3 separate regions of the Homo sapiens genome follow, and all the other regions are linked to region 3. A link is a loop called in an ENCODE intact Hi-C map of the cell type or tissue named here. Cell type or tissue: prostate gland. All regions are shown on one strand.

Region 1 (8,000 bases), 260 kb before region 3:
CTGGGCTCGTCATGTGGGGGGCACATTGCAGCTCCTCCTCCCACTCTGCTCTTTGTGGAGAGCTGGGTCGTCTTGCTATTTATTTTTACACAGAGGAATTCATCAATCAAACATCCAACTTTGAGATCCGGCCTATCAGGAACTATTCCTGCAATGCCAACTCAGCGCTTTCATCTCCACCCTTGGCCTCGTTGTGCTATTTGGACAAAGATCCTGTAGCCTTTCTTATCCAGAGGGAGCAAAGGAGAAGTTGGGGTGTTCTTACCGTCCTGTGGAGACCCTGCTGCTCAGGGGTTGGATCTGCTCTCTGGAGGTGCCCCCTCACCCCCCTCCCACCCAGGGACTCTGCACCGGCCGTGGTGGTTGGGCCACTAAACCTGGAGGTTCTTGGGGATTATCTACCACTGGAGTCTGTGTTCAGTTTTCAGTGCTGGGTCCCTGGTGATCTGTTGGAGATCACAGAGCCCCTCCCTGGAGGTTTGTGCACACACCTCCTCACACGTGCGTGCACACGCTACTTCTGGTACATGGGCAGTGCTGGTCTGGCCTTGCTGTTAAAGGCCGAGAAGCCAAGGCCCAGGGTGGGTATGTCAGTCTGTTGGTGCTTAGTGATGTGGCCTGGACTGGAAGCCAGCTGGCCAGGCACCTGTATACCCTGCCTTTTGCATGCTGGGGCCGCTGTCTCTTAGCCCTGGCTTTCCTTCTTACCTTGAATGAGTCTTTCCTTGCTGCCATTTCAAGAGGCCTGGCTTGGCACCCAGTGAGGGTTGGCTGGGCCCCTGGCAAAAGCTTGTGGGGAGGCTTTACTCAGGCCAGGTTTGACCGGTCCCAGGGGTCCCACCCACCCCACCTCACAGAACTCTCACTCACCTGTGACCCTGCCGTCTGGGGGCCCAGCCACCGGCAACCCTGGGCCACAGAGGCGACCCCAGCAGCAGGCACTGCTCTCCCTGTGGTCCTCCTCCTTGGAACCTGCCCTCCCTCAGTGGAATTCACAGGGATATACACATTTTTAGGCTCTTCTTGGGGGTGAGGCTGTGTACCAGGTAGTCATATGGCCTCCTTTAATTCTCAACATAACCATTTGGGGAAACTCAGGCTCAGACAAGCTAAATGACATGGCCAAGTTGATACAAGTCTAAATAATATAGCCAGGCCTGGAGCTCCAGCACACTTGCTCCCCCTTCTCTATTCTGTGTTTGAAAAGACACAAAGCAGGGACTTTGTGTCACACCGCCCTGCACCCTGATCACAGGGGGAGAAGGGAGGCAGGGTCTCCTTGCTGTGACTCCCAGAGAGAGGTGGGGGAAGCTTGCCATTCCCCGGAACTTCCCAGCCTGTACAACCATGGGCTAAAGAAACCTGTTTTTTTTTTAAATAATAAATTATCCAACACCCATTCTAGCAACACCCAACAGACCATATAGATGGGAAGGCGAATTACAATGGAAACAAACAAACAAACAAACAAAAGAAGCAAATAGCTATTAGCAAAACTGTCCATAAATGAGATGGGCTGACTCAGAGAGTTGCATGTTCTCTGTCACAGGAAGACCACTTGAGAGTGATGATGGTTATGGTGGTGATGGTGATGGTGATGACAGTGATGTGGTGGTGATGGTGATTATGGTGGTGATGGTGACAGTGGTGGTGATGGTGATGGTGATGATGGTGGTGATGGTGATGAAGGTGATGTGATTGTGATTATGGTGGTGATGGTGATGGTGACGGTCATGGTGATGATGGTGATGGTGGTGATGGTGATGATGGTGATGGTGATGATGGTGGTAATAATGATGGTGGTAGTGGTGATGGTGGTTGTGATGATAGTGATGATGGTGGTGGTGATGGTGGTGGTGATGGTGGTGATGGTGATGATGGTGATAATGATGGTGATGATGGCAGTGATGGTGATTATAGTGATGACAGTGATGGTGGTGGTGATAATAGTGATGGTGGTTGTGATGATAGTGATGATGGTAGTAATGATGGTGGTGGTGATGGTGATGATGGTGGTGATGGTGATGGTGGTGATGGCAGTGATGATGATGGTGATGGTGACAGTGAAAGTGACGGTGATGATGGTGGTGATGGTGATTATGGTGGTGATGTGATGGTGGTGGTGATGGTGATTATGGTGGTGATGGTGATGGTGGTGATGGTGATGGTGACAGTGATGGTGATGGTGGTGATGGTGATGGTGGTAATAGTGATGGTGGTGATGGTGATGGTGGTGATGGCAGTGATGATGGTGATGGTGGTGATGGTGATGGTGACAGTGATGGTGATGGTGGTGATGGTGGTGGTAATAGTGATGGTGGTGGTGATGACAGTGGTTGTGATGATAGCGATGGTGGTGATGATGGTGTTGGTGATGATGATGGTAATGGTGATGGTGGTGGTGATGAAGGTGATGGTGATAGTGATGGCGATGATGGTGGTGATGGTGATGGTGATGGTGAGAGTGATGGTGTTGGTGATGGTGACAGTGATGGTGTTGGTGATGGTAACAGTGATGGTGATGTGATTATGATAGTGATGGTAGTGGTGATGATAGTGATGGTGGTGGTGATGATGAACTTAAACATTCTTAACATCCTTAATGTTCATGTTATTTTAACAATGAACAAAGCATTCCTTTCCATACCCAACTGATACTTGCACCAGCCCTTTGTGGGTGTGCTCATGTGTGTTAACATCCAGCAGAGTGAATGAGGCTGAAAGATATGGTCACTGGTGTACCAGAGGCAGAGTCAGACTTGGCTCAGGCCTTTCACTCCCAGCCCAGGGCTTTGTCCCCCTTGATCTGAGAGTGGCAGCACCTTGTGCAAACCAAAGGCATCTGGAAAGGCTTTTTCTGTGGATCCCACTGCACAGGCCTGTGGCTCGGGAAAATGTGGCCACAGCCTGCACCCTCAGGCCTGGGACAATGTGGGGTGAGGAGCGGGTTTGCAGGAGCACGGTGTGGGCAAGAGTGTTTCCGTGGTGGGAGCCTGTGGTCGTGTATCTTGAGACCTTCCCCTCCCACAGTAGCAGCAGGGGGACAGGTGACGCTGTTTCCCCAGGATGGGCCACGCCAGTCTCGAAGACCTTATCCTGGCATTCTGCGGACCTTTCCACTTTGCAGCCTGGCCCTTGAGTGTGGAGGCTGCCCTGGGTCCCTCCATTTCCAGGCTCTGCTTCCCCACATTTGCTGTGGCCTCCTCCCCTGCCTTTGGCCCAGACGGCCCTCCTGACGTCTGACACCAGCTGGCTGTATCCGCCTGCCCTCTGCCTGGTCATTCCTGCCACCTGTTTCAGTCATGGTAAACTAAGTGCTTCCAAAGCAAAGCCCCTCCCAGATGGCACTCATGTTCCTGCCAGGCACCTTGTCTGGAGGGGCCCGCATGCCACCACCTGCTCAGGGGTGTGCAGTCCCAGGTCCTGGTGACTGTTCTTCCCCGTTCTTCTCAGAGCTGCCTCCCCCTCCTCTTCGGCTGTGGCCCCCCTCCCATTTTGGGGTACAGCAGCCTCTGCACTAGCTGCTGCCTGCAGCCCCCCAACTGGCCGGTCAGCCTCTCACACTTTGCAGGTGGGTCCCCTCCCTACTGTCTGCCCTGCATGGCTCCTGGGCTCTCAGGGGGATGTACAGTCCCCTTTAGTAAATCTTCTTTTCTGCCTCTTTGAGGTTTTCGCTCTAGCCACACGGGCTCCTGAGTGGTCCCCAAATGTCCTCAATCTCTTGTGTCTCCAGGTACCCCCAGGCTTCATCCTCTGCCTTAACTGGTCTTCCTTTTTCCTTCACTTGAGAAACTCCCTCCATCCTTTGGGCTCAGGTGGGTGTCAGCCTGGGAAGCTGCCATCCTGACGCCCATTCCTCCCTCTGGTGGGCACCCCAGTGTCCTTCCATCAGGGTCTCTGTCACAGCCCTTGTTACACTAATGACAATTGAGGGCAGGGGTGGCATCCATTTACTGTCTGGCATGGAGCAGGTGATCAGGGTTCTTATGGGGTGTGTAAATACAGGAGGGAGAGAATGAAGAATAAAAGGAACTGGCCCCGGTCACATGGCTCCTCATGGCAGAGCTGGGATTTTCATCATTCAGCAAGTGTCTGCTGCGTCCCCATCTGGGCCCAGCCCTGAATTCAGAGCCAGTGCCACAGAAGCCAACCAGGCAAGCAGAGGTTCAGCCTGCCCCGGGGCATGCAGGCAACTGGAACGCAGGCCTTCAGACTCCTAGTTCAGTGCTCTTCCTGACATGCTGCAGGAGGGTAGGGGGCTAACACGACCTGCGGGGGACGCTGCACCTTCAGCTTGAGTGAAGTGCAGTTGAGGGCCCAGCAGCCCTGGTGACTGGTTGCACTGTGCTCCAATCCGTTGGGGACCCCAAGCGCTCTGCATTATCTACTTCTTGTCTCTAAGCGGCCACTCTTAAGCGGTGAGGAGAAGACAGTGGGCCGGCTACCCATGCATGAGGTGAAGGCCTGCGGGAACAGGAGAGGGAGCTGCTGAGCGGCTCTCAGAGGGCTCCTGGGCCGGGTCCCTGCCTTGCTCCCATCAAAGGGATGGCTCTGCAGTGACAGCACAGAGCATCAGACACATGCCGGCCCGGTGGGGCCAAGCCAGCCGCGCTATTAAGCAACAGCACCAGATCCCTTTGTTTCTCCGCTTCTTCCAAAGTGGCAAAAGATCAAGGCCCTGAGCTTGAAATAACAAAAGGGAACTAGCTTGCAGACTGCGCATCTGGAGGCCAGAAGGAGTTTAATAGCCGTGCTCAGGAGGGAGAGGGGAGGGGCTGGACGCCGGCTCATAAACTCTTCGCTGTGGCTCCCCAACCTGCTCTGCTCAGGCTCCCCGCGCCCGTCCCTGGTCCCGCGGCAGGCTCCCGCTTCGTCATTCGCGGGGCAGGTGGCATACCTTGCCCATCAGCATGGGCACAGGACGTCTGGGCCTCTCTGCAGGTTCCCCATCCCTGCCAGCGCCCAGGTCTCCCTCTCTCCTCTCGGCCCCTTGCTCCTCTCAGAGTCCTCAAGTCCCCGGGTTAATGAGGATCTACTGCGGGGTCGTGGGAGTCTGACCAGTGACATGTGCAGACACATGTCTGTAATTACTCGGGGCTGAGGAAAGCCAGCCCCCGGAGCTCTGTGGCCTTCCCCATAGACAGAGCTGAGCCGGGCGGGCCTCCCGGGGGAGGAGAGCCATGCAGGGCATCACAGCACCCACGGCCATGGTCAGAGGCCTGACCTCAGAGGCGGAGGCCTCTCACTCTCCTGTGGGTCCCCTGGTCTCTGACCTTTGGGGGTGTTTGCAGTGAGGAGCTTACACAGCACATGGTTCTGTGGGCTGACGTCTTCTCTGTACAACTGGTGAGAGGGGAGCCTGGAGTCCTGGGGGAGTGGGGCGGGTGGAGGGGGCTCCCTGCTGCCGTGCTTGATACTCACCATGAGACACCACCATGAAACTCACCCAAAGGCACCAGCTAACAAGGACCAAAAGGAAATGTTCACGAGGGGCTGCAGCCCATGCCAACATGATGTGGTGCCATCTCACAGCATTTGCCCCAGGCTGGGCCCACTGCGGTCACATCCCTGAAGGGCCTGGCCAGGTGGCGTTTCCGTCCCTGTTGGACAGAAAGCGGGTGGGTTGTTGTTTGAAGTCACACAGCTTGTCAGAGTCAGTGCTGAGATTCGAATCTGCACCTCCCTGACAACTCGGGCTTTCCCGAACCCCTCATCCCCTGAGATCCCAAGCAAAGGAATTATCCAGCCTGGTCCAATCCTTTCTTGGTGCATATTTTCCTAAAAGGCAATTTGGAACCCGTCACTTCCCACCTCAAGAGCTGGCTGAAGCTCCCCTTTCTTGGCAGTTCTTTTGGATGGCTGGAGTGACAGATGACCCGGGAGGCTGGAGTTGGTCATGGTGCAGCCCCCAGGGGCAGGCGGGCAGAACCGATGGGCACGCATGCCCTCTCTCCTGAGCGGGTGTGTGAACCCCAGAAGCTGGCTGTCCAGGCTCCTGGGCGGTGCTGACTGTGGGCTCAGGCCACCCATTGGCCTTCATTTGTTGGGCACAAGTGATCAGTTTGCCCTATCTCTAAGGTGCTTCTGCCAGGGGAAGGGGAAGGAAGTGAGGGCTGACACCTGGCTCATCGGTACCACTCGAGCCTCGTGGACTGGAGTTGCCCTGGGCTCCGCTGGACACATTGTACATTTTCAGGCTCCTCCAAGGAGCAGGATGTGTTTCCCCTTGCGTAGAATGGAGCTTGGGGCTTGTGCTTGTTCAGCCAATAGCTCCGTGGGGCCAAGGGAGAGGTTGGCCCTGTGGGATCCCCTGGTTCCTGAACTGCAATTCTTGGGTCACTTTTTACTAAGCAAAATTACTGGAATATCCTGGATGTTAGGATGTCCTAGGAGGCTTTATCCTGGGGTGACTTTGCACCCTCCCAAGCCTTTGTTTCCTTCCTTTGTCAAGCTGGTGACCGGGCACTCCGTGTGTCTTTCTGTGGCCGCAGGTTCTTACTATGGCTCCCAGGCAGGTCACCCCATGACTTAGGGAGCTGTCGCTAGCTGAAGCCTGGTCGGGGGCAGGGTGGGTGGTTCAGCCAAGCTCTCTATATCTATTCTAGAGGTCCCAGGAGGTCTGCTGTGAGCCCCATCACAGTCCCATGCCCCTTCCTGCTGAAAGTCACAAATGTTGCCACGCATGAGTTGTTGCTGAGGCTCCTCAGGGAAAGCCCGTCCCACGCCGGTGCTGCCCTTGGCTTCTCCCTCCGTTTTGTTCTGGCGTCGGTGTGATAGGTTCTACTTACATCCTCCAGAATTAGGCAACATTCTCTATTTCTAGTGCTCTAGGAAATATGTTCATAGTTCCATACTTACTTTGTTAATTTAATGGGATTTGTGGCAGAAGATGTAAACGCTTCAGTCTGCCATTTTGAATGGGAAGTCAAGTGAATTTTAAAGACAGGAAGAAAGGCTACAATTTGGCTGGGCGTGGTGGCTCATGCCTGTCATTCCAGTGCTCTGGGAGGCCGAGGGGGGAAGATCGTTTGAGCCCAGAGGTTTCAGACCAGCCTGGGTAACATAGTGAGACCTTGTCTCAAAAAAAATTATATTAAAAAAAGAGTACAGTTTAAGGAACCACACAAATGCAGATTCTCTTAGACAGCTACAATTATTGTGGTTGAATAATATTTTGAAATATTAAGTGATTTAACTTGCCCAGCATGTCCTGTTGCCTTTTTTTAAATCAAGGGTTTTTTTCTACCCTGTTATTGGAAAGAGTGGTGGCCTGAGGAAGAGAAGACACAGCTGATCTTGAAAAGGGAAGTCGTCAGTCCATGGCTTTGTGGGCTGCCAGCATGGGGTTTCCTGGGATACTGGCCAACAATGGCTGCACCTGCAGCTGCTCTTGCCACGCTCAGTCCCCCGCGTGGACCATGGCCCAGGCCTCTATCAGTGTCTGGAAGGCGCCGGAGAGCAGTGCGGGTCTGATTTGGGCTTGTGCCTCTTTCTCTCTCTCTTTTTTTTTTTTTTTTTTTTGAGATGGAGTCTTGCTCTGTCATCCAGGCTGGAGTGCAGTGCTATGATCTTGGCTCAGGGCAACCTCTGCTTCCCGGGTTCAAACTATTCTCCTGCCTCAGCCTACGGAGTAGCTGGGACTGCAGGTGCGTGCCACCACACCTGGCTAATTTTTTTTTTTTTTGTATTTTTGGTAGAGATGGGGTTTCACTGTGTTAGCCAGGATGGTCTCGATCTCCTGACCTCGTGATCTGCCCATCTCGGCCTCCCATAGTGCTGGGATTACAGGTGTAAGCCATCGCGCCCAGCCTCTGGGCTTGTGCCTCTCAACAGTCTCAAGCGATGTCCTGGCATGAGGGATGGTGCCTCCAGGACTCTGCTTCTTGGTCCTGGAGCTGGAGATTTTCAGGGGCCGATGGGCTCTGCCCTCTTCTGCTCTCAATTTTTGTCCATCAGGTGGGCTTGGCAAGTCCCCTTGACCTTTCTCAGGAAAACTTTGG
Region 2 (8,000 bases), 410 kb before region 3:
AAATAGAATTTAGTCACATTGACTACTAAACAATGCCCCAGCTCAGTGGAGAGAAGTGTAGGAGGTATCTGGAGAGCAGTAAGTAGAGAAATCAAAGGGGATGTGGCACAAGTTTCAGAAGCCTCAGCGCCCTGCAACAGAAGACTGAAGATGTGGATCTCACTAGTTTGAAGAGGTGTGAAGACTTCAGAAGCTACCCAGTGAGACATCATGAAATTGTTAAAATCTGTTAGTCATTAGGCCTTGAAAGGAATGGTTTAGAAACGACCTAGCTGAGCGAGTGGGCTTGGGCCTTTGGTGCACGCTCAGCATGGGCTGGGGTCCCCTTAGCATGTGGTGGTGGCTGTGACAGCTCTTGCTCCTCGTGGGACTGAGCTTTCTCAGAGAGACTGTGGGACACGGGAGAGACCGCGGTGGGACCGAGAGCCTGCGCCACCGAGCCCTCTCTGTGCAGGGCTTCCCACGCATGGCCTCCTGCACCTGCACCACAACTCACTGCTGAGGAAATTGAGGCTTAGGAGAGTCTCAGTCCCTTGCCCAAGGCCTTGCACTCCAGAGCCTGGATCCAAACTCTTATCTAGCCCCAAAGTACAGGTTCTGACCACAGGAGGGAGCAGCACCGCGGCTCCAGCATGCCCCAGGCCCGGAGCCTGTGCCTCCCTGTCTCAGTGCGGGGTGGGCGCGTTGAGCTGCTTTTTTTGGAGCAACTTATTTCGAGAATTATTTTAATCCTTAAATTCCATATTTCTTCAGCTTCCCTTTGAAAAAAAAAAGGGAAATTTGTGTTTTTAAAAAGTGTTAGTTAGTATTTTTGTCCTTTCCAAAACATATTCACTTGTGCTTACTGTTGTGAGACACACATGTATTTTTCTAGTTCCCATCTATTATTCCTTGCTGTCTGTTTCTGACCTGAAAAGCAGCTTCCAGTGAAGAGCTATCACTAGAGGAACAGGACTTGGCTGAATGAATTAGGTTTTATTGAGTTTTTAATTTAATGTGGGTAAAGCAGGCTCAGGAGGGCTGAAATGGACGAAACAATGGCACAACTTTATTACTTTTCTCCAGGGTATGGATTATAGGGGATATTTTAGAGTAAAGAAACACTAAGATTCTTGGCATTAAAATGCTTCGATTTCCTATTTATAGCAGTGATGCATATATAATTTTTCATATTGGACTGTTATTAAGGTTTTTCTGATTGAAATCTCCGTACGGTTTCTTCTGGCCAGTAGACTTCCTCCATCCCCAGATGTGACCCCTTTTAAACTAATAAAGCCTCTTGATAATACTTACAATACTTGTCACAGAGGGCAGGACTGACATTCACTTAGTGAAGGGCTTGTATTATACCAGGCTTTGCTCTATGTAAGTTTTATATTTTCAGGAATATTCTTAAATCCCTTAAAGAAAAAAAATGAAAATAAAGTAGAAATACATTTATTTTAGATATTGTTATTAATAATTTTTTTTTGAGACGGAGTTTCACTCTTGTTGCCCAGGCTGGAGTGCAATGGCGTGATCTCGGCTCACTGCACCCTCTGCCTCCCAGGTTCAAGTGATTTTCCTGCCTCAGCCTTCCTAGTAGCTGAGATTACAGGCGCCTGCCACCATGTCCAGCTAATTTTTTTTTATTTTTAGTAGAGACAGAGTTTCACCATGTTGGCCAGGTTGGTCTTGAACTCCTGACCTCAGGCGATCCACCCGCCTCGGCCTCCCAAAGTGCTGGGATTACAAGCGTGAGCCACTGCGCCTGGCCATTGATAAATACTTTGTAAATAAAATACACTGTGTCTATACTCTTACATGATGCACCATGTTAGTTTTTAAAACTTGGGAGTAATTTCTGTATATTAGTATTTTGGGTTCTGACTGGGTTTCTAGGTAGCTTAACAAAGCTTTTATTGTACTACAATAAAAGTACTTTGTACAAGTAGAGTTCATTTACAGTAAAAAATGATAGAAAATAATGCTGTTATTTTAATAGTAATAACCAAGCAATTAAAGTAAATATATATTTTTAACAATTTTGAAATTAGCTTTCTAAGAAAAGCGGGTTTAGAAGCAGGCAAAGCATTCACTTGTGAAAGACACTTTTGGGAACTTCAGAGCCTTCAGAGATTAATGGTAGTGATATTAAAAGTGGAGCGCGTTCCACTGTCTTCCATGCGGGAGCTTTCTGGCTCTGCTGCTTTTTGTTGCAGAAGCATCCAGTCCAGAATGAGTTAGGTGTTTTGTAAGTTTCTTTCAGTCTCAAACAGTCTGTGCTCTTCCCTTGATTTGGCCTTGACAGTTTTGAACAGTACAGCTATTTTCCTGACTGGCCCCCGGTTTGGGTTTGTGTGGTGTTTCCTTGTGATTAGAGTCAGACTTTGCATCCTGGGCCGAAACCTTCCAGAAACGAGGCTGTGCTGCCTTTGCTGCGTCTTGCTGAGTGGTTCAAGGTTTCAGATTGTTCCTGACTGCAGACGCTCTCCGTGGCCTCTCGATGTGGATGCTGTCTGCCAGCTTCTCTGCAGTCAAGCCGCTCCTTTTCTCTTTGTAATTACTAGCATTTTGGAGGAAGTACTTTGTACAATCGAAGTACCCTGTGCTTCACTAAGTTTAATCATTTGTTTGTATCATTATGGGCTTGTGCCTTCCACTTGGACTCTGTGGGCTGTAATCTCTTACTGCCATGATTTTCATGCGCAGATGGCCTCAGATTTGGCTCTGGAGAGCTCCTTCAAGCTGGCTTTGTGTCCTTTCAGCCTGCGCCCAGCATTCTTTGAGCTGTTCCTTGCTTTCTGGCTCATCCTGTTCTTTCCCTGCTCCAGCCCCAGAATCAGCCATTTCCCCAGGAGACCTGGGTCCTTTGATTGGAGAATGGAGTGTTTGCCACTTTTGGAGGTTCAGCTCTCAGGTCATCTCAGTGAACAGAGCTAGAGGGGGAAAATGTATGTGTCTGTGTTTGTTATATATGCGTGTGTGCATGTCTGTATGTATGTGTGTATATATGTGAACGTGTATGTGTGTCTGTAAGTGTGCATGTGTATATATGTGTGTGCATGTCTATGTGAATGTCTGTGTCTGTGTGTGCATGTGTGTATGTTTATGTCTGTATTGTGCATGTCTGTGTATGCGTATGTGTGCGTGTCTGAGTGTATACATGTATACGTGTGCATGTCTGCATGCATGTGTACATGTGTATATATGCATGGCTATGTCTGTGATATATGTGTATGTGCATGTCTGTGTATGTGTGTGTACATGTGTGTGTGCAAATGTCTGTGCCCTCCCTACCTGGTCTCCCTGGCCGTGTGGGTGCCCTCTCCCTCCTGTGCTGGGCTCCTGCCTCCATTCTCCCTACCCCGGGCTCTCCCACCCCCAGCCTAGTGTACATGCTTCCCTGGCATTGCCCACTTCATGGCTTCAGGACCAAATGGCTCAGGAGGGAAGATCAGTTACTGACTTTCCCCTGGAATGGGCATCTCATAAGGTGAAGACCAGTGCCTCTCATCTCCCTCTCGTGGCTAGCATAGCAGTGGACGTTAAGTGCATGTCATCAACTGTTGAAGAGATGAATTTCATCGCCAGTTGAACAGAAGTTAGAAGAGAAAGGGGGAAGTGGAAGGGAATGAATGATAAAATGTGGGGAAGCACTTGCCAGAGGTGAAAAACGAAGCTATGTGCATTTAGGGGAATTACGGACATTTTTCATGCTGTAGCCTCTGGTGAGCCCCATGCTAACACCAGGGGGTGCTTTAAGCCCATCACGAGGCCTCTGAGTGCTAGGGAGCGGGCATAGTTCTCTTGTAATGTGGTTTTCTGCCACAATTTGGACATTTGTCGTTTGGACAGTAATATAGATTTCTGAGTAAAATGTGATAAGAACGAAGTTTACTAGCTTTCTGATCTCAGTTAATGCGACATTGAAAGTCTGTTTTTTAGAGGTGCTTTGTACTTTTCGTAAAGAGCGTGAAGCTTGACCTTCTATGAGTCTGCACTTGAAAAGGGCTTTCATGTGCCAGGTAAAAAGGAAACTCACAATATTGGCAGTATTGTTGAGATCAGGTGTTTTTTTCGGTTTGTTTTTGTTTTTTTTGGTGGGGGGAACAACCAAAAACAATCCTACAAGTATATTGTACATCAAGAAAAAATAGGTTCTTTTGAAAAGAACCAAAGTCAGATTTGCTGTAGACTTCTCTGTGGCCCTAAATGCCAGAAGAAAAAGGAACAGTTGCTTCAACATTTGGAGAGAAAGAAACTGACCCAAGATTCTTACTATTTAGCTAGATTGTCATTTCATACATAAAAACAGTGGAAGACACATCCAGATAATGCAAGAGCTCAAAAAAAGATTGTTCTTATATTCTTCCAAACCTAAGCCTAAGGAAAGCCTGAGTGTGGGCCTGGGATGACCAGCGCAGTGGCCACTCGCCCATGTGGTGGGGGTATTAGAAAACTGACGAATCCCAACTGAAATATATCCTAAGTATAAAACACACACCAGATTTCAAATATGGTGTTGGAAAAGAAGAATATAAACTATCTCATTAGAAATTATTATATTGATTACATGTTGAAATGATTTTGTATATATCACATTAAATAAAATTTATTGAAACTAATTTCATCTGTTTCTTTTTACTTTTAAAGTGAAACTAGTAGAAAATATTAAATTACGTATATGGCTTGCATATTTCTATTGGGCAGCATTGGTATAGGTGAAATGAATTAAAATTGATTATTGAAACTGATTAAGCATATAGAATTGAGTATAACTACAGAATTGAATGCAAAATCCCTAAACTAGTTCTTGAAAAAATAGTTTTGTGGAAGAATAACATAATAATAATAGATGGTAGGGTTGAGGGAGTCAAGGGAAGTAAAATCACATTAAAGTAACATTCATTTAAAAGTTTTTTTCTCCACTTTCTTTTTCATTTTTATTATACTTTAAGTTCTAGGGTACATGTGCACAATGTGCAGGTTTGTTACATAGGTATACATGTGCCATGTTGGTTTGCTGCACCCATCAACTCGTCATTTACATTAGGTGTTTCTCCTAATGCTATCCCTCCCCCAGCCCTCTGCCCCCCGACAGGCCCCGGTGTGTGATGTTCCCTGCCCTGTGTCCATGTGTTCTCATTGTTCAACTCCCACTTATGAGTGAGAACATGTGGTGTTTGGTTTTCTGTCCTTGTGATAGTTTGCTTAGAATGATGGTTTCCAGCTTCATCCATGTCCCTGCAAAGGACATGAACTCATCCCTTTTTTATAGCTGCATAGTATTCCATGGTGTATATGTGCCACATTTTCTTTACCCAGTCTATCATTGATGGACATTTGGGTTGGTTCCAAGTCTTTGCTATTGTGAGTAGTGCCATAATAAACGTACATGTCCATGTGTCTTTATAGCAGAATGATTTATAATCCTTTGGGTATATACCCAGTAATGGGATTGCTGGGTCAAATGGTAATTCTAGTTCTACATCCTTGAGGAATAACCACACTGTCTTCCACAACGGCTGAACTAATTTACATTGTCACCAACAGTGTAAAAGCATTCCTATTTCTCCACATCCTCTCCAGCATCTGTTGTTTCCTGACTTTTTAATGACTGCCATTCTAACTGGCGTGAGATGGTATCTCATGGTGGTTTTGATTTGCATTTTTCTGATGACCAGTGATGATGAGCATTTTTTCACGTGTCTGTTGGCTGCATAGATGTCTTCTTTTGAGAAGTGTCTGTTCATATCCTTTGCCCACTTTTTGATGGGGTTGTTTGTTTTTTTCTTGTAAATTTGTTTAAGTTCTTTGTAGATTCTGGATATTAGCCCTTTGTCAGATGGGTACATTGTAAAAATTTTCTCCCATTCTGTAGGTTGCCTGTTCACTCTGATGGTAGTTTCTTTTGCCATGCAGAAACTCTTTAGTTTAATTAGATCCCGTTTGTGTATTTTGGCTTTTGTTGCCATTGCTTTTGGTGTTTTAGTCATGAAGTCCTTGCCCATGCCTATGTCCTGAATGGTATTGCCTAGGTTTTCTTCTAGGGTTTTTATGGTGTTAGGTCTAACATTTAAGTCTTTAATCCATCTTGAATTAATTTTTGTATATGGTATAAGGAAGGGATCCAGTTTCAGCTTTCTACATATGGCTAGCCAGTTTTCCCAGCACCATTTATTAAATAGGGAATCCTTTCCCCATTTCTTGTTTTTGTCAGGTTTGTCAAAGATCAGATGGTTGTAGATGTGTGGTGTTATTTCTGAGGCCTCTGTTCTGTTCCATTGGTCTACATCTCTGTTGTGGTACCAGTACCATGCTGTTTTGGTTACTGTAGCCTTGTAGTATAGTTTGAAGTCAGGTAGCGTGATGCCTCCAGCTTTGTTCTTTTTGCTTAGGATCGTCTTGGCAATGCGGGCTCTTTTTTGGTTCCATATGAACTTTAGAGTAGTTTTTTCCAATTCTGTGAAGAAAGTCTTTGGTAGCTTGATGGGGATGGCATTGAATCTATAAATTACTTTGGGCAGTATGGCCATTTTCACGATATTGATTCTTCCTATCCATGAGCATGGAATATTCTTCCATTTGTTTGTGTCTTCTTTTATTTAGTTGAGCAGTGGTTTGTAGTTCTCCTTGAAGAGGTCCTTCGCATCCTTTGTAAGTTGGATTCCTAGGTATTTTATTCTCTTTGTAGCAATTGTGAATGGGAGTTCACTCATGATTTGGCTCTCTGTCTGTTAATGGTGTATAGGAATTCTTCTGATTTTTGCACATTGATTTTGTATCCTGAGACTTTGCTGAAATTGCTTAATCAGCTTAAGGATATTTTGGGCTGAGACAATGGGGTTTTCTAAATATACCATCATGTCATCTGCAAACAGGGACAATTTGACTTCCTCATTTCCTAATTGAATACCCTTTATTTCTTTCTCTTGCCTGATTGCCCTGGCCGGAACTTCCAACACTGTGTTGAATAGGAGTGGTGAGAGAGGGCATCCTTGTCTTGTGCTGGTTTTCAAAGGGAATGCTTCCAGTTTTTGCCCATTCAGTATGATATTGGCTGTGGGTTTGTCATAAATAGCTCTAATTATTTTGAGATACGTTCCATCAATACCTAGTTTATTGAGAGTTTTTAGCATGAAGGGCTGTCGAGTTTGGTCGAAGGCCTTTTCTGCATTTATTGAGATAATCGTGGTTTTTGTCGGTTCTGTTTATGTGATGGATTACGTTTATTGATTTGTGTGTGTTGAACCAGCCTTGCATCCCAGGGATGAAGCCAACTTGACCATGGTGGATAAGCTTTTTTTTGATGTGCTGCTGGATTTGGTTTGCCAGTATTTTATTGAGGATTTTCACATCAATGTTCATCACGGATATTGGTCTAAAACTCTCTTTTTTTGTTGTGTCTCTACCAGACTTTGGTATCAGGATGATGTTGGCCTCATAAAATGAGTTAGGGAGGATTCCCTCTTTTTCTGTTGATTGGAATAGTTTCAGAAGGAACGGTACCAGCTCCTCTTTGTACCTCTGGTAGAATTTGGCTCTGAATCCGTCTGGTCCTGGACTGTTTTTGGTTGGTAGGCTATTAATTATTGCCTTAATTTCAGAGCCTGTTATTGGTCTATTCATATATTCAGCTTCTTTCTGGTTTAGTCTTGGGAGGGTGTATGTGTCCAGGAATTTATCTATTTTTTCTAGATTTTCTAGTTTATTTGTGTAGAGGTGTTTATAGTATTCTCTGATGGTAGTTTGTATTTCTGTGGGATTGCTGGTGATATCTCCTTTATCATTTTTTATTGCATCTATTTGATTCTTCTCTCTTTTCTTCTTTATTAGTCTTGCTAGCGGTCTATCAGTTTTGTTGATCTTTTCAAAAAACCAGCTCCTGGATTCATTGATTTTCTGAAGGTCTTTTTGTGTCTCTATCTCCTTCAGTTCTGCCCTGGTCTTAGTTATTTCTTGCCTCCTTCTAGCTTTTGAATTTGTTTGCTCTTGCTTCTCTCATTCTTTTAATTGTG
Region 3 (8,000 bases):
AAAAACAAAACTTAAAAAGAAGAAACTTGGCCCAACTTCTTCTCAAAAAGAAAAAATGACTTTTTTCCCCTCTATGTTTCATTTCGGAGAGCTTCTATTACCGTGTCTTCAAGTTCACTAATATTTTATTCTGTAACGTGTAACCTGCCATGAATCCATCCAGTGTGTTTTTCATTTCAGCCATTATAGTTTTCATCTTTAAAACTTTAATTTGTCCTTTTTATATCTTCCACATCTTTACTCCACTTTTAAAACATATGGAATACAGTTATGGTAACTTTTATTTCTTTGTCTGCTAATTCTAACATCTGCATCAGTTCTGGGTCTGTTTTGATTGATTTTTCTCCTTATTATAGGACATATTTTTCTGTTTCTTTATCTGCCTGGTAATCTTTGATTGGATGCCAGATATTGAGAATTTCATCTCGTTGGGTGCTGGGTGTTTTTGTATATCTGCACATATTCTTGAGGTTTGTTCTGGGATGCGACTGAGTTTCTTGATCCTCTTGGATCTTACTTTTGAAGTTTGTTAGGTGGAACCGGAACCTCGTTTACACTAAGGGTACTTATTCTCCAATACTCAGGCAAGTACTGATACGCCACCCGATGTCCTCTGAGATTTCCAGTTTGTCATGTGGGCACAGGTGCTATTTGCAGACCGATGTGAGTGCCAGGCATTATTTCCTTTCATCTTTAAGGTGATTCTTTGCTCGGTCTTGGGCAGTTTCCTCACACACACCCGCCAATCCTGAAGGTGAGCCTCTGCAGATCTCTGGATTCTCTCCTCTCTGGGACTCTGCCCTGCCAAGGGTAGTTGCACTGGTCTCCCCGAAATCTCTATCTTCCCAACTCAGAGAGTCTGCTGGGCTCTGCCTGAGTGGAGGAGATGCCTCCTTCTTGTTCTGTGGCCTGAAAACTCAAGGCAGTGCATTGGGCTACCATAGGGCTCAATGGTTTCCTTCCCATCCCACAGGGATCACTGTCCTTCACTGCCTCCTTCCAGTGTTCGGAAGACCGTTGTTTTTCATATTTGGTCTGCTTTTTGTGTGTTTTTGTTTCCTATGGAGGGTAAATTTGGTCTGTGACAAAGTCTTTGTGCTGTGGTTCTCTCCATCTGCGCTAGGTTGGCCTTCCTCATCTCAATGCCCCCATGCCTGACATGGCACCTGACATTCAGTCCATCTACACTAGGTCAGCCTTCCTTATCTCAACGCCTCCATGCCAGACATGGCACCTGACACTCAGTCCATCTGCACTAGGTCGGCCTTCCTCATCTCAACGCCCCCATGCCTGACATGGCACCTGACACTCAGTCCATCTGCACTAGGTCGGCCTTCCTCATCTCAACGCCCCCATGCCTGACATGGCACCTGACACTCAGTCCAACTGCACTAGGTCGGCCTTCCTCATCTCAACACCCCCATGCCTGACATGGCACCTTACACTCAGTCCATCTGCACTAGGTCAGCCTTCCTCATCTCAACACCCCCATGCCTGACATGGCACCTGACATTCAGTGGAAACTGCATGCGCGTAGATTACATGAACGGATGAGCAAATGAACTTAACTGGGAGTAACAAAGGGCGCTGAAGGCATTTGTCACCAGCTGAAGAAGTGTCACTGCTCTCTTCACACACATCTGTATATGTGTCTTGTTTCTCACGGTGATAGTTTTGAGGCCAAGGAACCTGTTGAATTAATTCATATCACATCCTTAAGGCTCAGTGACTTCGTTTTGCACAATGTAGGCTTTTAATAAATGTTTGCTTAATAAATAATTCATGGGTCGTTTAGACACGTGTCTGACAAACTTGGGTTGAAGTGTGAATGTAACAAATTTGTCTCTAATCCCAGCTGTGTGGAGTCTTTCTTCTCTGCTCTAGCACTGTGCTATCGACTACTGATAGCACCAGTCGGTAGCAGATCCCAGGACAAAATTATAGTTAAAAGATGCATGACCCATGGTGCCTTAACTTTCATATATGATGTCTTCATCTTTTCAAGGTGTTTAGATGACCATAGGAAGAAAAAGCGAGAGATAGAGGAAGTTAAAGAAGAAATGTTGGCTGCCATTGAAAACCAATCACAAATAAAGTTACAAAGTCAATTGGAAAGCAAGTGATTCTTCACAAATGCAAATCCTAGGACAGTGCCTGGCAGAGAGGAACTCCTCACTCCACCATTCTAATTCAATAATAGTCAGTTACTAAGGGCACAGCACTTTTAGGAGGAGCTCTCCCCTCTCCTACTTATGCAGAGGGGCCAAAGGATATATGACCAGGCTGTCAGCATGGGCTTCGAAGCGCTTGCATTGGGGATGCTAAAGGAAGCAGGTGCTGAGCATGAAGGAGATCAGAATCAATGAGTTACACAGGCGTGTATTCTCAACCAGAGGTGTGGCTGCACCATTAAGCCAGGGAAAGGTGGGCTGGGACACAGGACTCAAATAATCCCTCTGGCTGGACCAACGCAGAGGCCATGAAGACAGAGGAGTGGAATGTTGGGGAAAGGAGCTTTTCCATTTTTCTCTCCTTTCAGAGCCATTTTGCCTGTTTTCAAATCTAGTAACAGCATTGCTTCACCAGCGCAGTGTTGTAGATACAGCCTGTGGGTCACACCAGGATGCAATTACACTGCTGGCGGCACAGTGAGCCAAGAGGCTCTGGATGGAGCCTGGCCACCCAGCCTTCCCTCCTCAAAGTTTAGAAACTCGCCAACCCGACCCGCCTGCTGGAGGCATGGCTGCAAACCTGCAGGGTGCCACGTTTGATTTTTAAGCCTGGTGTGCTTCCTTGCCTAAATTACTTTGTGATGTATCATACTGAACCCTAAAATATTTTGTAGCCAGTTTTATTACGAAATGGATTCTATTTGGTGATTACAAAATATTCTGCTTTTAAGTAGTCTCAGTTCTTCAGCTGCTTCCACATGTGTGTTCAGCCTGTTGAAGAAGATGCGGGAGGCATTGAGCCTCCCAGAGAAAGACCCTGCAAGAGACTCCAGGGAAGAAAAACTCTCAAATTAAAGTTGTGAGCTCTGGCCCCCGCGTGCTGACAAAATCCATTGCATGCACCGCCCTCTTGTGGTCACGCAGCAGGTGACACACTTCAAAGGCAAGTTACACGGACTCTGCGCTTGGCCCCGGGGAACAGGTTCTCTGTTAGGAAAAGCGTTTCTGAACATTCCTTTATTCACATGTGCACGCACACAGCACTATAAGCAAGTGAGATCTGACATCAGGGCTATTCTCCCCTATCACAAGGAAATAACACAAATGTGGATTTTTTAAAAGCTCAGAACTGTGGGTGAAGATTCCAAAATCACAGGATGTCCAAACTGGAAAGGATCCTGACATGATCTTGATCAAATCCCCTCCATTTTTTTTTTTAAAGTGGTGGGGGGTTTGTGTGATCTTAGACAACTCACTGTATGTCCCAGAGACACATATTGACTTGCCTAAGATCACACAGCAAATCGCTGGTGTTGAGGTACAGGCCTCTGTCCCATGCCGGAAGTGGCTCTGGGACTCACCACTCCAGCTCTTCACTGGAGACGTCAGGAGACTGAGTCCAGCGAGGTCGAGAGGCCAGGGCCACGCAGGGAGCCCGAGAGCTGAGCTCTGGTGCTGGTCCCCTGGGCAGTGGGTCCCTTCTCCCATCTATGTCCTTCCCTGTTCTTGGGCAGGGACTGTCTCTTCCACCAGGACCTCTGTGCCCAGGACCGGACAAGAGGGGCTTGTGGCAAGTATGGACGGATGAAGGGGGCACCAACCAGGACTCAGGAAGAGCAGGGGCCAGAAGCAGGGCCTGGGCTAACTTATGGTTCAAATGGTAAATTTTATGTTATGTATATTTTACCACAGTGAAAAAGGAAACAGCAGTTTTAAACCCAAATTTAAAAAAAGGAAATAAAAAAAAAACTTAGGAACTTCTTTATGAGGCTACAGAGCAGCTACCACCAGCCCCATTTGACAAGAAAAATGCTATTCCCTTTTTTATTGTGGTGAAACATACATAACATAAAATTTGCCATTTTTATCATTTTAAGTGCACACTTCAGTGGCATTAAGCACATCTGCGCTGCTGTGCAACCGTCACCACTATTCAGCTCCAGAACTTTCCATCTTCCCAAATGAGACTCTGTCCCCCATGAAACACGAACTCCCTGTTTCCTCCCCCAGCCCTGGCACCCGCAATCCTACTTTCCGTCTCTATGATTTTGACCCCTTAGCTTCCTCATGTGAGTGGAATCGTGCAAGGTTCGTCTTTTTGTGGCTGGTTGTTTCACTCAGCAGAACATCCTTAGGTGCCGTCCATGTTCCCTTCCTTTCCAAGGCCGGGTGCTGTCCCACCCTACGGATAAATCACCTTTCGTTTCTCCATTCATTCATCAGTGGACACTGGGTTGCTTCCACAGTCCACGTGGTTTCACCGAAGCCTGGCAGTGGGAGCTGTCCCCTCTGGTGGACAGTGAACTCACTCTGGGGGAGGGGTCGAGTAACCATGGTCAGATGGCTCTTGCGGTGAGAGGTATGTGCCTGCTCTGAGCAAGGCACCCCGAAGGCTGAGGCCTCTCTGGAGGCTGGTAACTGTCACCCAGGCCACAGCATCTTGGGCAACCTGGATTCCTTCCTTTCCACCTGGGAAGCTTGGCTGACCTGGGGCCCAGCTCAGGCTGTAGCCAGGATCGGATGCTGTTTTAAATTTGGGATTGGATTCAGAAGGATCGGGAACCTGAAAGTCAACGTCCTTTCGGTTGATCTGAAAACACAAAACTCACTGGCTTTGCCAAAAAGGCAGTTCTCAAATTCGCAGCCAAAGAACGCATCGAACAGAAATAGCATTAGAGGGAGTGCGGGGATCCCTTCCATGTTACCGTGAAGTTCTCATACTGTTGAGCGAACGTGGGAGTCAGGGTGGAGAAAGCGTGGCCTGGCCGGCAGGGCACCGCACACTGTGCCGCTGTCTCCCCACTTCGTTTTCATTCTCTTTAAAAACCAAAACTGAAAAACCCTGCCCGTAACTACTTGCACTTATGTCCCAAACACCTCTGACTTCTCATCCGCATTCTCACTGAGGAACGTGATGCCAAGGAAGGGACTTTAAAAAATCTCTTAATTAATTATTGGTTATAATGAATGCCGAGGAGGGCACGTTTCCAAAACCCTCGTCTCCACGGTTTGCTTTCTGTTGTGTGTGCGTCCGTTGTAAACACAGCTTTCAGAATTTTCGCTGATGCTCAAGTGCTCTTTCCAGCAACAGCATTCATACACGCCAGGCCACTTCCCGCAAGTCATAATTACAACATAAAGCCAAATTAAATGTTCTAACGCTGTCGCTCCAACTCCTTCACATTTCCTTGCTCTTAGCAAACTTCCTTTTTTGAGTCCTGCAAAAGATTCGCTATTTTCCATTAAAGTAGACTCACTATTTCCTTCTAGAGTATTAAAAGTGCAAAGAGCCACAGGTAAAGCCTTCCTTTTCTCTGGTCTTACCGCATCCTTTGTCCAAACAAAGGCAGAAGTCCCCTGTCCCCCATGCAGTTGTATGTACGCAGAGAGCCCAGTCCCAGCTCCTAGGCGGTCAGACAGGCACCCCGAGTCACCACTGGCCTGCCAGCACCAGCAGCTCCAGGTCCCTGAAATCCAGCAGGCATAACCTAAGAGGTTACCTAGAGTTCAGTCAAGCTCCTCAAATAGCCACTAAGTGAAATGAGGAAAAGTTATGTAAAGTGAAGTAAAATCCTCAACAATGAAACACAAAGCTGTTATTCTCTTTTTATGAAACTCCAGTAAATTGTTTCAGAAAATGAAAGTGCCGGAAAAGAAATATTTCCATTGGGAACTAGAGATGCCCTGTGTTAAAATGGTCACACAGAAATCTGGACGACCAAGCTTTAAAGCTTTGGCTGTGTTTTAAGCTATAGCCTCGGTTCATTAGAATGGGATTTTTTTTTTTAACCAACAAACTTCTACTTTTTCTCTCTATGTGTTGTTCTGCTTAAGCCTCTGAAAACTAATTTATAAAATTGAAAATGTGTTCTTGTAGCAATTCCATACTTTCTAATAAACTTGATATAGACCCTTTTGTAGTTAATGGAATCCTTTTTTAAAATTATGTTTGAATTTTCATTTATTTGAGCTCTTAGAAAACTGTAGATTGCTAAATTGAAGTTTAAATGAATTTGTTCATTATAGCAGTTAAGAAGGCACCAAAGCCTCACCAGCAATTTCACAATTAATTAAAAATAAAAACTAATTTAAAATTATGCAGAAAAGGACACTACTTAAATCACACAGCTTTCTTTTTTTTGCTATAGCTGGGTGAGGTTTGAATATCCTAAACTCTTAAATGCAACTATTAAAATGATTAAACAGTGGGAGTAAAATATTGGCAAATGCAATATCAGCCTAGGTATAACTTCATTTTCATTATCTTGTGGTTTTTTTCTTTTAAAAATAATTTTAAATTAGTTTTTTTCCTTTTAAAAAGAAAAAACATCAAACCTGTGGCTTTATTGAAGGCTCTCTTTACACTTCATATTTTGGTGGAAATATTGCTAATTCCGAGTGTATCTTCTTGAAAAGCTTTCTGCAGAGGAAACGGGATGGTTCTAAATTCTGTCTTCTGATTTCTGACACAGCACGGTGAAATTTTTGATGAAACATCTATACCAGGCCTCCGGGCTTTCCTGAATTTGTCTAGATAAAGAAGAAGGACAAAAATCTTTTCCATCTGTAATTTTGTAAAGTTATAGAACATTTTTAAAACCTGCATTAAATTAGCAATGGAAAGAGTATTCTGTCTCCAAACATTTCTAGAATTGAGAATTTTTTTCTCTAATTCTAGTACATGCTTAACTTTACGCAACATTTTGCCCATATTTATGCATAGATATGCAAACACAATCATGGCAATGGAGAACACTTTTCTAAAAAGCATGGCCACAGTGCTACAATGAAGGTGCTTGGCCCATCAACTTGTTATATAATAAATACTTTTTAAAAAAAATCAGACTTAAAAATCCTAGTGGGCCTTGTGATAGAAAGTATATCATATAATTAGAAAACAAAATAACTGGAGTGGAAAGTTTCCTGAAACTAGCTTGATGCCGTATTCCACTTGACATTTACTGTTAAAGAAATTCAATGCACAAATTCAGCCACACCCAGACTCACCTTTGCATTTAAGTAGTCCAAGATGTTTGGAGGAGAACTGGTGTCCCAGTGTTCAGACATGGGTGAACCAGCTCTCCCTGCCCAGGCACACGAGCGTGATTCTATCCTGCAGTTTCCTGGATCTGTCATGTGGAAGCAGGCGACATCGTCTTTGATTTTATCATACGAGAGTGTTCCCACTGCATTTGTGCAGTGGCTACACCTGGCTGCTTCCACACCACACACTTCTGAAAACCCCACTGTGTTGTCTCTGTCTTGGAGGGAAAACAAGTTTGTGTGCTTTTTCTGGGTTCATTAGCAGAGCTGGTTGCCTGAGTTGGGTCCCAGCACTGCTCCTGCTGGTAAAGTTCTGCAGGTGTGTGGCTTGTCCTCTAGTTCAGCGGGAGAAACCGATTCTAAGGTTGCCGTATAATTAGCAGGGTCTCCTTTCCCTCCTTTAATCAGCTGCTAACACCTCCTGGCTGTTTAATATCACAGTCAGCCCAGTTATAAACACTAAAGGACATGCTCTTGAAATAATTAAAAAAAAAACTCTGCTCAGTAACAAACATAAAACCCGTCATTATTTAATACAGAGGAATGTTGTGTTATAACAAAATGGTGGTCTTATTCCTGATGCTTTATTCTGATTGTGGGATTTTTTTTTTTTTTTTGAGGAGGCAACTTCTCTGTATAAGGAAACATTGTATCTTTTGTTTACTTTCATCCATCTGATCTGAGACAAAATACACAACAATCTTTCACTCAAGAGCAATTAGTCCTATTCCTGTTTCAGAAAAGGGTTGAACATGTAGACTCAAAGAAGAGAGAATTCTCCCCAAA

What was found. A loop is a pair of places that touch in the nucleus more often than their neighbours do. Peaks named below come from ENCODE experiments on the same cell type or tissue, not always from the same donor. Only the 100,000 strongest peaks of a DNase experiment are listed, where the experiment ranks them.
Region 1: a loop joins it to region 3, with 5 times the contacts of the local background. A loop is called at or near these places in 52 of 110 quality-filtered maps.
Region 2: a loop joins it to region 3, with 6 times the contacts of the local background. A loop is called at or near these places in 89 of 110 quality-filtered maps.

What each region holds. Positions count from the first base shown.
Region 1 is chr2:238,518,833-238,526,832 of GRCh38, forward strand. All of the region lies in intron 2 of LINC01107 (long intergenic non-protein coding RNA 1107), which reads right to left. Among named protein-coding and RNA genes, the nearest start is that of LINC01107, 33 kb to the right of the region's middle. RefSeq lists an enhancer at 3,681-4,589. In prostate gland, a CTCF peak has its summit at 4,475 (motif pointing right); a DNase peak (open chromatin) is centred at 4,559; H3K27ac peaks cover 616 bases.
Region 2 is chr2:238,367,217-238,375,216 of GRCh38, forward strand. All of the region lies in intron 15 of TRAF3IP1 (TRAF3 interacting protein 1), which reads left to right. Among named protein-coding and RNA genes, the nearest start is that of TRAF3IP1, 51 kb to the left of the region's middle. RefSeq lists a silencer at 212-415. In prostate gland, CTCF peaks have their summits at 617 (motif pointing right) and 3,737 (motif pointing right); a DNase peak (open chromatin) is centred at 3,745; H3K27ac peaks cover 440 bases.
Region 3 is chr2:238,782,101-238,790,100 of GRCh38, forward strand. No RefSeq gene overlaps it. Among named protein-coding and RNA genes, the nearest start is that of TWIST2, 62 kb to the right of the region's middle. RefSeq lists an enhancer at 1,388-1,891. In prostate gland, a CTCF peak has its summit at 3,087 (motif pointing left); a DNase peak (open chromatin) is centred at 3,101; H3K27ac peaks cover 369 bases.